Regions from separate parts of the Homo sapiens genome. Here region 2 is linked to region 1. Evidence: chromatin loops called from intact Hi-C (ENCODE). Cell type or tissue: PC-9. All regions are shown on one strand. Links, peaks and the distances in the headings refer to the core of each region. The heading gives the core; the rest is flanking DNA.

Region 1 (7,991 bases), core at 1,815-5,814:
TGGATTCCATCACCCTCCTGCTTAAAACCTATAAATATAGTCCCATTGCATTTAGAATAAAAACCAAACTCCTTAACATGGTCTGCAAGGCTGTGCAAGAGCTAGTCCTCATCTCTCTCTCCAACCCCATCCCCACTGCTCACTGCCTCCAGCCTCACTGGTTTTCCATTCATTCACTCTTTCATTCATGTCCCAACTTCATGTAGGTCTTCCCTAGTCTTTTCCTGTGACTAGAATGTGATCTCTTAGAGCATCCTGGTCTCTTCATTCATAGCACTGACCACAATTTAAAATAATATACTTGGGGTTTTTTAAACTGTTATCTTTCAGCTCCACTAGACTCTAAGCTTCTTGCAGGTGTCACTACCAATGTAAGCACTGTCTCCTCAGCACTTACTACAGTGCCCGGCATATGGAGTCCTTCCATAAATGTTGGCTCAGAGTGAGCAAGTGATTTCTGACTTGACCAATTCCTCAACAGTCTGGGGCACTGGTTCCTTCTTACCCATAATGGCTCTGTCCTTTCCTCTTTTAAGGAATACTCTAGGACGGAGGAAAAAGAAGCAACATATGGTGTGGATGCAGTGAACAGGGAACACTTCTACACTGCTGGTGGGAATATAAACTAGTACAGCCACTATTGAAAATACTGTGGAGATTCCTTAAAGAACTAAAAGTAGATCTACCATGTGATCCTGCAATCCCACTACCAGGTATTTACCCAGAGGAAAAGAAGTCGTTATTCAAAAAAGATACTTACACAGGCATGTTTATAGCAGAACAATTCACAACTGCGGAACCAACCCAAATTCCCATCAATCAATGAGTGGATAAATAAACTGGTGTGTGTGTGTATATATATATATATATATATATGATGGAATACTATGTAACCATAAAAAGGAGTGAATTAACAGCATTTGCAGTGACCTGGATGAGATTGGAGACTATTATTCTAAGTGATGTAACCCAGGAATGGAAAACCAAACATTGTATGTTCTCACTGGTATGTGGGAACTCAGCTATGAGGACGCAAAGGCATAAGAATGATACAATGGACTTTGGAGACTTGGGGGAAAGAATGGGAGGGGGGGGCAAGGGATAAAAGCCTATAAATATGGTGCAGTATATTCATGGGTGATGGGTACCACTAAAGAACTTACTCATATAACAACAACAACAATAATAAAATAACACAGAAAAAGAAGCAACATAAGCGTTAACATTATGTCATTTCCCTCAGCCAAATGGACTATGTGGGGTCAACAACCAACAGACCCTTTAGCTATCTATGTATGCTCATGTGGCCCAGGGTTTCCCCACTCTTCCCAGGATAAATAGGGAACTCCAAAGTTTTGCTGAATGAGCACAAGAATGCAAAAGCATTTTTTATTACCCTTAGTTCTAGGACTGACATGTTGGTACAACTCCAGGGGGCGCCCATGCTCAGATTTGTGACTGGTACTGGTAGCGCATGCTGCGGCTGTGTAGCGTAGGTGGCTGCCCTGCTCAGGGCTTCGATGTTGTCCTTCTGGGTTAGCCTTCCATCTCTGTGCCTTGTTCTTAGGTTTACTCTTTATTACAAACGCAACGTTTATCTTATACATGGCTTTAAAAATATGAACAAATATGAACAAAATAGAACATATTCCTTATAAAGTCAATGAAATAAAGGTCAGTGGAAGGCTATGAAAAGAAAAACCTGTGTAAGTTGATTTTTTATTAGAAAAAAACCCACAATGTTACTGATTTTTGAAAATTGATTCCTCATTGTTTATTTACTTTGAAAACATAAACATATGTGAAAATACTGTATAATCAATATTTTTCTTCTATCAAAATCCATGGGGCTTATGAAGAAAAATAAACAATTATCTCATTGAGGACCAAGGGTAAAAATTAATAAAGCCACTGTTTTCTTTAAACACAAAAATCCCTTAGTTATCCCAGGAATGGTTTGAAAAGGAAATTAGAAATACATTTTAGGATCAAAATCTGGGTTATGGCAATGTCCACATGAAGAGCATTTTTGGTAAGGACCTGATTGAAGTTTAAGAAATCATTCTTGGCCAGGCATGGTGGCTCACGCCTGTAATCCCAGCACTGTGGGAGGCCGAGGTGGGTGGATCGCCTGAGGTCAGGAGTTCGAGACCAGTCTGGCCAACATAGTGAAACCCTGTCTCTACTAAAAATACAAAAAATTAGCTGGGCGTGGTGGCAGGCGCCTGTAATCCCAGCTACTCGGGAGGCTGAGGCAGGAGAAACGTTTGAACCTGGGAGGTGGAGGTTGCAGTGAGGCATGATCGCGCAACTGCACTCCAGCCTGGGCAACAAGAGCAAAACTCCCATCTCAAAAAAAAAAAAAAAAAAAGAATAATTCTTTACACAGCATAGGATGATGCCGAAAGGACTAAATACACAGTTCCAGTAACTTTGACATCGAGTAAGGTATTAAAAGTAATTTAGGCAAAAATTTAACCCCAAAGAACGTCGCGTTATTTTATCCATTAGCTAAAGGGTTAATTCTCCCCACAGACTGAAGCCTTATGGGTTCAAGCTGATGCAATTATAAGGGAGTTAGACATCAAACTAGGTCAGAGAATGACCTCGGTAGGCAATCAAAAACCATCTCAGAAGCCTCTTCAACCCCCCATCTATCCAGGCAAAAGTCATCTTTTCTCCTCACTCCTACTCATTCTGTACAGCAAAAACACATCCCAGCTATCTACAGTGATGTGTCTTCAAGGCTTTCTCCCCTCTCTATTTGAGGGCTAGATCTAAGTCAGGAGCCTCCTTTTGTCTTTCCTGAACCCACAGTGGGGCTGTGCAAATGTTTGAGTTAAAAAATGAACATCAGTGTTTACAGGGATCTTATTTTAGGCTTTCCTCAGAACTAAGTAGGGGAGAAACAAAGAAAAGCCTGCAAAAAAAGGCCCTAGTTAAACTGTTTAAAAATAAATCCAGATTAACAATGGCATGGAGTCATCACTGCAATAAAATGCAAAGATGACGGCCAGATACTTGAGCTACATTGCTCACAATAATTCAGCTGCCATTTTATTTATATTTAAGGTCAAATAAGACAAATCTTGTTTTGTATTACTTTGTACAAAGCAGGGGGACTAGAGAGAATTTTACATTTCATATCATCAGAAGACTAAAATATTTTTCCAGAAACAAATCAAAATTTAAATAAGTGAAACATGAAATTTTTAACCTTTACCATACTCTGCCCTACAAATAATCAACTTATTTTCAGTGATTACACATAAAGCATTCCGGTTTTAAAGTCCTTTGTGCTAGAGTTTCAGGTCCGGCCTGATTAGGAACACTGCGCCCAGCTGAGTGGAATGTGGAACTCCTACTTGGTCATCGGCCAGCAAGACTCCATGGCAACCACTATGTTTCGACAGATCAAAGGAGAGTTGAGCACTCAGGAATTGTCTCAGACTACCCAATAATAGACACTACATTTAATATGAGTACACTTTCTCAAATGGACCATTAAATTTTATTGTAGAAGAACTCAAAATATCATGTACAAAAATTCCAGAAACTTACAAAGGGAACTGTTGGCTCTCCAAGAAAACCATCATTCCTTTTTTTGGAACTGGACTACAGGGAGTTGAAAAATCTTTGAGGGAGCCATAAAGAATCCAATCACTTTTTACTTTGTTTAGATGGTGTTCTAGCTGTTGAAGGCTCCCATGATAATTTTGTGTTCTGTTTTTAGCAGAAGTTACAGGTAGGGCAGCCAATGCTTTATGTCTGCTTTTGGCAAGCACAAGCAACAGTGAGTTTCTCACTTCAGGCTATGTGTGGGCACATGAAACCTTCACTAATTCAAAGAAAGCTTTCACAGCCAACAGCAACCAGTTTAGAAAAACAGCAATGAGACTTTCGGCATCAATCTTCACTTTCATATTCCTGGAAAGACCTATTGCACGTATTTTAGCCGCCCTTGTATACAAGATAATCTTCAAACCTTCTGCTCTGAATTCTTTTTTATACACACATCTTACAAAAAGACAAGAGGCCTTGAACATTTTAATACCTGCTGATGGGCTGGAAAAGCTTTTAAAGGAATAAGTAGCACTCTACCACAAGAAGACAGTATTTTTACTTGTGACTGCTGATGGATTCACTATCCCTTGTAGTTCTAAAGGAGAGTCACCTCTACTTTTCACAGTTTCATTTATTTGCAGACTTCTGAATTCAGCTTTTCTAAAAGTTCTCTAGCAGCATAGAGGGTGTGTGAGGAAAACCGGGTAATATTATTTCCTAGGCAATTTTAATGCAAATTCAATGCAGGAAAATATTCCTGCTTGAATTAATAAAACATTGTTTAGCCAAATCTGTTGCAAATAGGAAAAAGTAGACTGCTATAAATAAAAGTAATAAACCACAGGAGGCTGTCCTTGGATTCTGTACTTCAGACTACTATTTTCCAAGATACCTTATGATCCTAAATTGTAACAAACAGAAGTATGTTCTGCCTTGAACCCCATTTTAGTGTCATATTAAGACAACATAATGCTGTTTAGTACATATATGTTGAAAACACAAGACTTGGCTGAACAGATAATAGAAACAGCCTTTTCAGAGTCAATCCTTAGTCAAAGGCTAAGTATTCACAAAATCATATGTAGAAACTCTTTTTAAAAAAATTATGTCCGCAGCAATATAATATTTAAAAAGACTGGTGAGCAAACATTTTAGGGATGCTAAAAACTTGAAATATTAGTAGTTAGCTAACTAAAGGTGATGCAGACCCAACCCTAATATATGTTTAGACAGGCCCAGTTTTCATGCTATATGATTTAAATAGCTTGGCATCCCTAAGCATTGTACACACACACACAAACACACACACACCCCCTTTTGGAGAAAATTTAAAAATCTTATCAGGCTGGGCGCAGTGGCTCACGCCTGTAATCCCAGCACTTTGGGAGGCCGAGTTGGGTGGATCACGAGGTCAGGAGATCGAGACCATCCTGGCTAACGCGGTGAAACTCCATATACTAAAATATAAAAAAATTAGCCGGGTGTGGTGGTGGGCACCTGTAGTCCCAGCTACTTGGGAGGCTGAGGCAGGAGAATGGTGTGAACCCGGGAGGCGGAGATTGCAGTGAGCCGAGATTGCGCCACTGCACTCCAGCCTGGGCGACAGAGTGAGACTCCATCTCAAAAAAAAAAAAAAAATTATCAATGCAGCTGGTATGATGGCAACTGTATGAAGCTAGAAGGCAAGATATCTTGATTCCAGCTCAGTCTCTGACATGAACTTGCTGTGCACGTTTGATGGTATTGCCAGCTCTCTCCAGACTGCAATTTTCTCATCAATAACATGAGATACTTAGGAGTAGGTCTTTTCTGTGTCTGCAATGAACACCTAGGTACTGCAGAGGTGAGCAAAGGGAGTGGTAGAGACACTGGGCTCATTGGTTATCTGATCCTGCCCCAAGCAGAGAAGATGGAGCAAGCTGGCAAACAGACGCAAGTTAGCAATGAACGGACCAACACAGCCGAAGCAGAGGGAGTGTGGGATGGGGAAGTGACAGGAGCTGCAGCTGGTCAGACCATGGAAACCCTTGAGGGTGGGAGACAGTGTTATCCTGTGGCGAACTCAGTGTAATGAGAGGAAGGCCAAGTTTATGCTTGTTCCTAAACTCTCTTCCCTGGGCGCCATTCCAACCTGAATGCATCAGTTGACTTCAGACAACCACAACTCCATTGGATTGCAGAAAGTGGAACATCTGACCCTTTTAATACATTTTGTCCAGGAAGCTGCATTATATTTATAGAACTTGACTCTTTTCATCCAGAGTACTGCCAGGGTAGAGGAAGGACTCAGAAGAAACCACATATTTCTGTTGCTATGCTTTTGTTTTTTAACAGGAAATTGTTGTCTAAACGAGAGCATTTCCAACGTGGAAAGACATGAGGGGGACATCAGACCACCTACAGGATAACCATTACACAGGAGAGATGGAGGCAAGGCCCCACCCCATCATGGGCAGATGGCTCAGTGAGGCCAAGTTTATACATTATGGATTCCTTTAGCCTTAACTGTGCCTTCCCCTTATGACTGAGCTCCTGTGGGCTTCCCATGCTACCCCAACCAACTCCCCTGGTTGGCCAAATCATAGGGAATAAAGGGACAAATGCCAGAAGCAGCTGGGAATTTTACCACTGATTCTATAGTTGACAGAAACCAGAGCATTTCCCCAAGAACCTGTGCTGATGCAGTAAAGAAACTGAAAAAAAAAAAGTCCCCCTGCTCAGCCTTCATATTAATATTTTTATTTTTATTTTTATTTTTATTTTTATTTTTTGAGATGGAGTCTTGCTCTGTTGCCCAGGCTAGAGTGCAGTGGTACGATCTTGGATCACTGCAACCTCCGCCTCCTGGGTTCAAGCGATTCTCCTGCCTCAGCCTACTGAGTAGCTGGGACTACAGGCACGTGCCACCATGCCCAGCTAATTTTTTGTATTTTTTGTAGAGACAGGGTTTCACCGTGTTAGCCAGGCTGGTCTTGAACTCCTGACCTCGTGATCTACCTGCCTCGGCCTCCCAAAGTGTTGGGATTACAGGCGTGAGCCACGACATTCATTATTAAATCAAATCATTACTGCCTTGATACAGGCAGGAAGAAAAGTTCTATTTTTTCTATTATATTAGCTTTCTCTTCTAATGACGTAGTGTTTTGGGGAAGAGTGGGTGACAATAGAGGCAAGAAGAGCGATAATTTATTTAAGTAACTTGCAACCTGCAAACAGATTGTGTTCTAAATCATTCTGAGCCCAGACTTCAAGTCTGGAACCCAGTTTCTCACAGATCATGCATAAGGATAAATGTGTTCCCAGATCACCTATATTGGTCTATTTAACTCGGGCACTAAATACCCCAAGGAGCCTGTTCTCCCGGTTGCAACCTATCTCTACCCAGCTGTCCTCGCCAGCAGCTTGGAAGCCATTCTCAGCAGCCCAATTATTGGCCTTATTGTCATCTGGCTCTGTTCCCACAGCCTATGTCTAAATCCTAAAGACAAAGGAATGGAAAGCAGAAAGTAACAGAGTAATCTGATAGAGTAACTGTCACTTAAAACTCCCCGAGATAGAAGCATCTCCCCCAATTCTGCGATGAATGTGGTATGATTCTTGCACGTATCCCAAAGAACAAAGCCCCAGTTGGCCCAGGGCGGGCTCTTGTGCTTGAGTGATTCTAGATGGCGGTGTCAGCTGAACTGCCAGCACCTTCCAGTCAAGGAGATTCAGCGACCTGGACCAGAGAAGAAGACACCACCACAGCCCTTCACAACACGAGACACCCCCACCACAGTGCCATGAAATGCCTTGAGGGACTCTGAAGAAGGAGGGAGAGTCTGCAATAGTGTGTAGAGATAAGAGCCAGGGATTCACAGATTATATTCAGAATTTGTTTTATTTAGAGAATAAAAAGAATAACACAATGAAGTACAATGGCCCCATTTTAATGGTGCTATTGGTTTCTTACCCAGCATTTGTTCTCTACTTCTCCCCAAGGTAACCACTTCCTTGTTTCTTCTACACATAGTCATATGGCATAGCTGGAGCTAAGCCATCCCCAGCCCTAGAGGTGGATCCTGCCGGATGTAAGCCCATCAGTGCGGGCATTGAGTATGGTTACTGCCCTTCATGATGTAAGTGGCCACATCAGATCAAAAGAAGGGACAATATGTATTGAAAGGCTGTGAAGAGGTTTCTGTCTCCTGGTGCACATGGACAAGGGAACCTCTTATTCCATTTGTGGCTAGTAGACATCTTGTGACCACTTAGGGGAAACTGCCTGAGAAAGAAGCCAACCCCACGGATGGTGGAGCAGAGAGATGGGAAGAAACTGAGTCCTCAGTGATGTTTCTGAGTCACTGAACCAATGAGTCTTAGAGGCTGTACTCCTTCAAGAGCAATTTACTCATTTCTGTTTGTTTTACCAAATTTGAGTAAGAGTT
Region 2 (5,321 bases), core at 751-4,750, 53 kb before region 1:
GTTCCAGTGTGATTGGTTAAGCAATAAGAGAGAACCCAAACAGTCTCTATTATAACAGGTGAGCCTTATTATGATACAGCTGCTACAATTCTATGTCAAAATTATCCTTAAAAAGCCCCCAAAACCAACCTCAATGCTCTTTCATGTGTCTCATTACTTTTTGAAAACTGTATAGATGGGGAAAAAAAAGCAGAGATTATATAACATCATGCTCAAAGTTGAACTATGAATCAGAGACTAGATTTTCTAACTTCTAGTCCATCCTTCCTTGTACTCATAAAATAGTAGGGTAGAAAAGGAACTTAGAGATCAGGAAATGAAGGACTCAACATAAGCTGCTTGTCTAAAGCACATGGTACCATATGCCAAAAGGGACTACACAGTGTGTGGCTATGTGTGCACAGGAATGCATATATCCACAACCCTCTGTATAAACACATTTCAGAGAACCAACCGGAAATTAAATTATGTCCTAATACTCCCTTTTGGTCAGAGGATTTGCATGTTTGCCCTGGCTCTGCACCCCCCGGGGTTTGTACTGATCTTTGCATCTCTGGTTTCCTTGTATGTGAGGCAGCTGGACTAGGTGACTTCTCCAAGTCTCATCCAATCTTTGGGCCATGACTCCAATCCTGAAAACCCAGCAAACCACTGGCTGTCACGACTGCACGGCCTCTTCCCAGCTGGAGGCACAGCACAAGCAGTGGCCCTCTAATAGCAGTTTCTTCTACATCCTACGAATGCCAGGTCTTGGATGATGAAAAACTGTGTATCACCGAGTTTTTCAAAGGCTAAAAAAATCTCTATTTGTAATTTAGATTAAATAATAATCTATGCTCCAGCTTTGCTTTGAACAGTACCTTCCTGTTAGTGTAAAATTATCAGTCTCAAGGCAGTAACTAAACAGTGATGGTTATATATACAAGCTCCATCTGTATGGAACGCACTCAGTTCCAAAACATCCCTGCACAGCTGGGAGGGAGGCACCAAGAGAAATAACATTTTCTTAAAGAAAAAGGAGGAGGAAGAAGAGGCAAATTCCAAGTGACTAACAATAGCACTCCAAACAAATAAATCCATGAAGTACATTAGACATGTTCTTTTAAAAAAGGAGGAAGAGGCAGGGCGCAGTGGCTCACGCCTGTAATCCCAGCACTTTGGGAGCCCAAGGCGGGCGGATCACAAGGTCAGGAGTTTGAGACCAGCCTGGCTAACATGGTGAAACCCTGTCTCTACTAAAAATACAAAAATTAGCCGGGCATGGTGGCGCGTGCCTGTAATCCCAGCTACTCAGGAAACTATGGCAGGAGAATCGCTTGAACCCAGGAAGTGGAGGTTGCAGTGAGCCAAGATCGTGCCACTGCACTCCAGCCTGGGTGACAGAGCGAGACTCAGTCTCAAAAAAAAAAAAAAAAAAAAAAGAAAAGAAAAAGAAAAAAGAAAAGGAGGCAGAGAAATTAAAGTGACTAGTAACAGAGATCCAAGTAAATAAAGCCATTTAGAAGGTACAATGTAAAATGATTAAATGTCACGTCTTCTCAAATCTTTAAAAGTATAGAAAATGGTCATAATATACAGTGAGTAAAATGGGTAGTTTAAAAAACATATAATACGATCCTAATTTTGAATTTAAAATGCGGCTTCTTTATTGTCTACATTAGAAATAGATTGAAGGAATATATAATAAAATGTTAACATCGGTTTTACTGAGTAAAACGAATAATTTTGTTCCTTTCATATTTCTCTGTAAATATCTCTTCTTCAATAGCTGTATTACTTTTATAATCTGAAAAAGTTATTTAAGGAAATTAAAATCACAATGTCAATTGGTGTCAGATATCTAAATATTTTAAATTAAAATAATTTTTATATTCAATATGTGATTAAGGAATGCTGAATATAAATATCTTTCAAAATGCATCATTAAATTCAAATAATGAAGCCAAATGAAATCAGATTCCAATGGACAACGGCATTGAATACAATCCACGCCTCCTTTGCCCCAATCATTGTTCCTCACAAAAGTGTTTCTTACCGAGAAACACTCAAAATGGAAACTGCATTTTCTTAGGCAACTTTGGTTGCCACTAGACTCAGACTAAACTTCATCACTGCAGTTGCTAAGCATACATTTGCAAACATTTATTTTGTTCCTCCAACTTTGACTGCATATGAACCTCAAAAAGAAAGCATATGAAAATGTTGGGCATTCGGCGCGTGACAACTGAGGATTTTAGAGTTCTCCCCAGAGTCAGATACATCAGCTCTCTAGATATTTCAACCTCACTTTAAGGAAAGAGCAAAATCAGATGAAACTAAGACAAAAACTATTGAAGACAGGCTGCAGTTCAGATGGAGGGGGAGAAAAAAATCATCTTCCAGACTTCAGTCTATCGCATTTGTAACAGAGAGTTTTCCTTGATCCAGCCAAGCTTCCGTCCCTGCACACTTGTGAAGAAAGCCCCCCCTGCGACCCCTTCTCACCTCGGTGGACCTCTCTGGCTGCTCCCAGAGGGAAGGAGCGTTTGTTCCTGCATCCTTTCTTTGGGGACACTCACATTAGCACCTACCTCTGCTCCACTCAGGCTTAAGCACATCGTCTGCCTTCAGCTGATGCAGTGACCTCAGTCAGGTAAAAGAAACAGCCTTTGCTAGTCTGTGCAGCGCCTTCCGTAGAAATATTGCATGAGTCAGCTTTTATCTCCCAAACCCAACACACAAAGGCTTTACAAAAACCTGATTTGCAACTTTCTCACTGCCTTTTTCCCCCTAGTGTGCAGACCACAGACTTCAGCATCACTAAGAGCCTTAAATGAAACATGACATCATTCAATTGAGAAACAGGACAATAGACACCACTGTGGGTAACTCGAAAATGCACACTTCACTGAGCAACACCCTACCACTTCCATTCTTTTGTGAACATCAAATACAACCCACACTCGCCCAAAGCTGCTGGGTTTCACCTTCCTGGCTCTGGCCACAGTTCTCATTAAACTCCATAAAATAAGCAAGATCTTTGGAGCTCTGAAATTTTTAAGTTCACTTCCTGAATCATGGGCTTGTTTCAAAGTAAAGGGACACATCTTTTCACTTTCAAAGTAAACGGACACATCTTTAAACTGAAGTTTTAAAATGCAGGTTGGGGTGGGGGTGGGGTGTGAATAACAGCCAGTGGAAGGCAGTTTGGATAATTAGTTTCTGTTAACAAGACACTTGATAGAATTTTAGGTGAACAAAGTTTAAGGAGAAAACATTTAAGGCTGACATTTAAAAAACATTTAAAAAGCGTATCTGAAGACAAATACCTAAAATTGGTATGTACATGCATTTCTTTGGAGAACAGTTAAGTTCTGTGATTATATATTCATAAATACTAAGTAGTAAAGACAGAATGATCTAGTATTCATACAATACTTTAGTAAGTGAGACCTTCCAATTATTTTGGGTTTTTGATTTCTCTAAGACCACCAGTCCTTCTTAAAATGCTATATCTATTTTTATAGAAAGATTCAGAAGGCGTATATTTGACAAAGATCTTGAGTTCTTTAAACGAAGGTCTCCAGAAGCACAAAAATGCTATTGAAAACTGATACCACTGCACTGTGGAACTCAAATTCAAAATATGGATTATGTCTTTGCATAGACATCTAAAACTGAACTATTTCAAAGGATGAAAACCCTTTAAATAGAAGTTCCATTTAAAGCATTCATTTGTGGTTATGGAAAACACCACTAGCAGATCATTCTTAACATAGCTATTTCTGTCATGCCTATTAAGTGATTTTAAACTAACAACATAATAGGATAATTTGTTTTAATGCTGATTTCCTTTCAAATCAGGCTGAACCTACACATGGCTATTTAAATAAGTGATTTTTAAAGGAAATAGTTCAGAAGACAACTTGTTGGAATTTCTCACAAAATTCACCAGTTTGATGGAAATCAGTAAATCCAGCATGCTGAGAAGGCAGTTTGAGAGGCAGGGTCCTCCCTGGGCTGTGGAGACTCTTCATCCTCTATTCTGGCCTCCACAGCAACCCCTGTGGCTTCCCACATCATGTCTGTGTCTCCCATACCAGTGCCTAAGCTGGGCTCTTCCCTCCTGCTCAACGAAGAGCCAGCTCACATCAAGCTCCCGTTTGATCTGCTACAACCACTCCAACCCACAGCTCTTTCCATTACTTTAACAGCTGTTTATTACACTTAGAGTAAGGATCATGTGGTCTCATATTTAATCGTTTTCTAAGTGTCTCACTCCTACCCTGCATGGTAGCTGTTGGGGGCAGGGAACCTTCCTATACCATAGATTTGATATTCTCGAGGCAGACACAAAGCTCTAAACTCTTAGATGGGATAAAATACACAGAGGTTCTAGGCTTCCTAATGACTCATCCATCGTGCACAGCCTCAGATCACAACACAGCTACTTTTAACTTCCAATAAAATTACATTGTACTTGGATTTTTTTTTTTGCTTTTTGCCAAGAAACATGTTTCTAAAGTGCTATTTCTGAGAGATTCCATGTATGTTAAACGTAAACAAAGACAGCAAAGTTGCTGTGTGTGTGGATGGTGGGCAGTTTGCTAAGCTTACCCACCAGAAAAGTGACAGTCCTGAAGGACAGCTTTGAAGTGACAGCGGGGGCCATATTGGGTCCTATGGGACAGTCATTTATTAGTTCATCCGCGGTTTCTGCTTTAGCAAAATCATCAACTTGTGTAAGTAAAGACCTCTCCTATAACTTGCAAATAAGTGAAAGCACCTAAACTGCATCTACAAATATCAAAGATTTAAAGTATGTTGAATTTCATTTTTTAAATATTAAGCTTTTTCAGAGCAGGGAATACACACACACACAAACACATTTTTTTTTTTTTGCCTTTATATTGATCCTAGTACCAAGTATTTGCTTGAATAAATTAACCAATGGATAGCGCATGAGGCCTGGGGAGGGATAATACATTCACATACTAGCAGGAAGGAAAAGAAAAGGGAAGAAAGGCCAGGCGCGGTGGCTTACGCCTATAATCCCAGCACTTTGGGAAGCCAAGGCAGGTGGATCACGAGGTCAGAAGTTCGAGACTAGCCTGACCAACATGATGAAACCTCGTCTCTACTAAAAACACAAAAATTAGCCAGACGTGGTGGTGCATGCCTATAATCCCAGCTACTCGGGAGGCTGAGGCAGGAGAATCACTTGAACCAGGGAGGTGGAGGTTGTAGTGAGCCGAGATCGTGCCTCTGCACTCCAGTCTGGGTGACAGAGTGACACTCTGTCTCAAAAAAAAAAAAAAAAAAGTAAAGGGAAGAAACACCTC

Evidence for each region. Peaks named below come from ENCODE experiments on the same cell type or tissue, not always from the same donor. Only the 100,000 strongest peaks of a DNase experiment are listed, where the experiment ranks them.
Region 2: it touches region 1 in a loop (12-fold over the local background); 1 of 110 quality-filtered maps calls a loop at or near these places.

The regions. Positions count from the first base shown.
Region 1 is chr6:150,663,974-150,671,964 of GRCh38, reverse strand. All of the region lies in intron 2 of PLEKHG1 (pleckstrin homology and RhoGEF domain containing G1), which reads right to left. Among named protein-coding and RNA genes, the nearest start is that of PLEKHG1, 68 kb to the right of the region's middle. In PC-9, for the core only: a CTCF peak has its summit at 3,327; a DNase peak (open chromatin) is centred at 3,354; H3K4me3 peaks cover 881 bases; H3K27ac peaks cover 1,849 bases.
Region 2 is chr6:150,718,450-150,723,770 of GRCh38, reverse strand. All of the region lies in intron 2 of PLEKHG1 (pleckstrin homology and RhoGEF domain containing G1), which reads right to left. Among named protein-coding and RNA genes, the nearest start is that of PLEKHG1, 120 kb to the right of the region's middle. In PC-9, for the core only: CTCF peaks have their summits at 2,565 and 2,776; a DNase peak (open chromatin) is centred at 2,760; H3K27ac peaks cover 2,629 bases.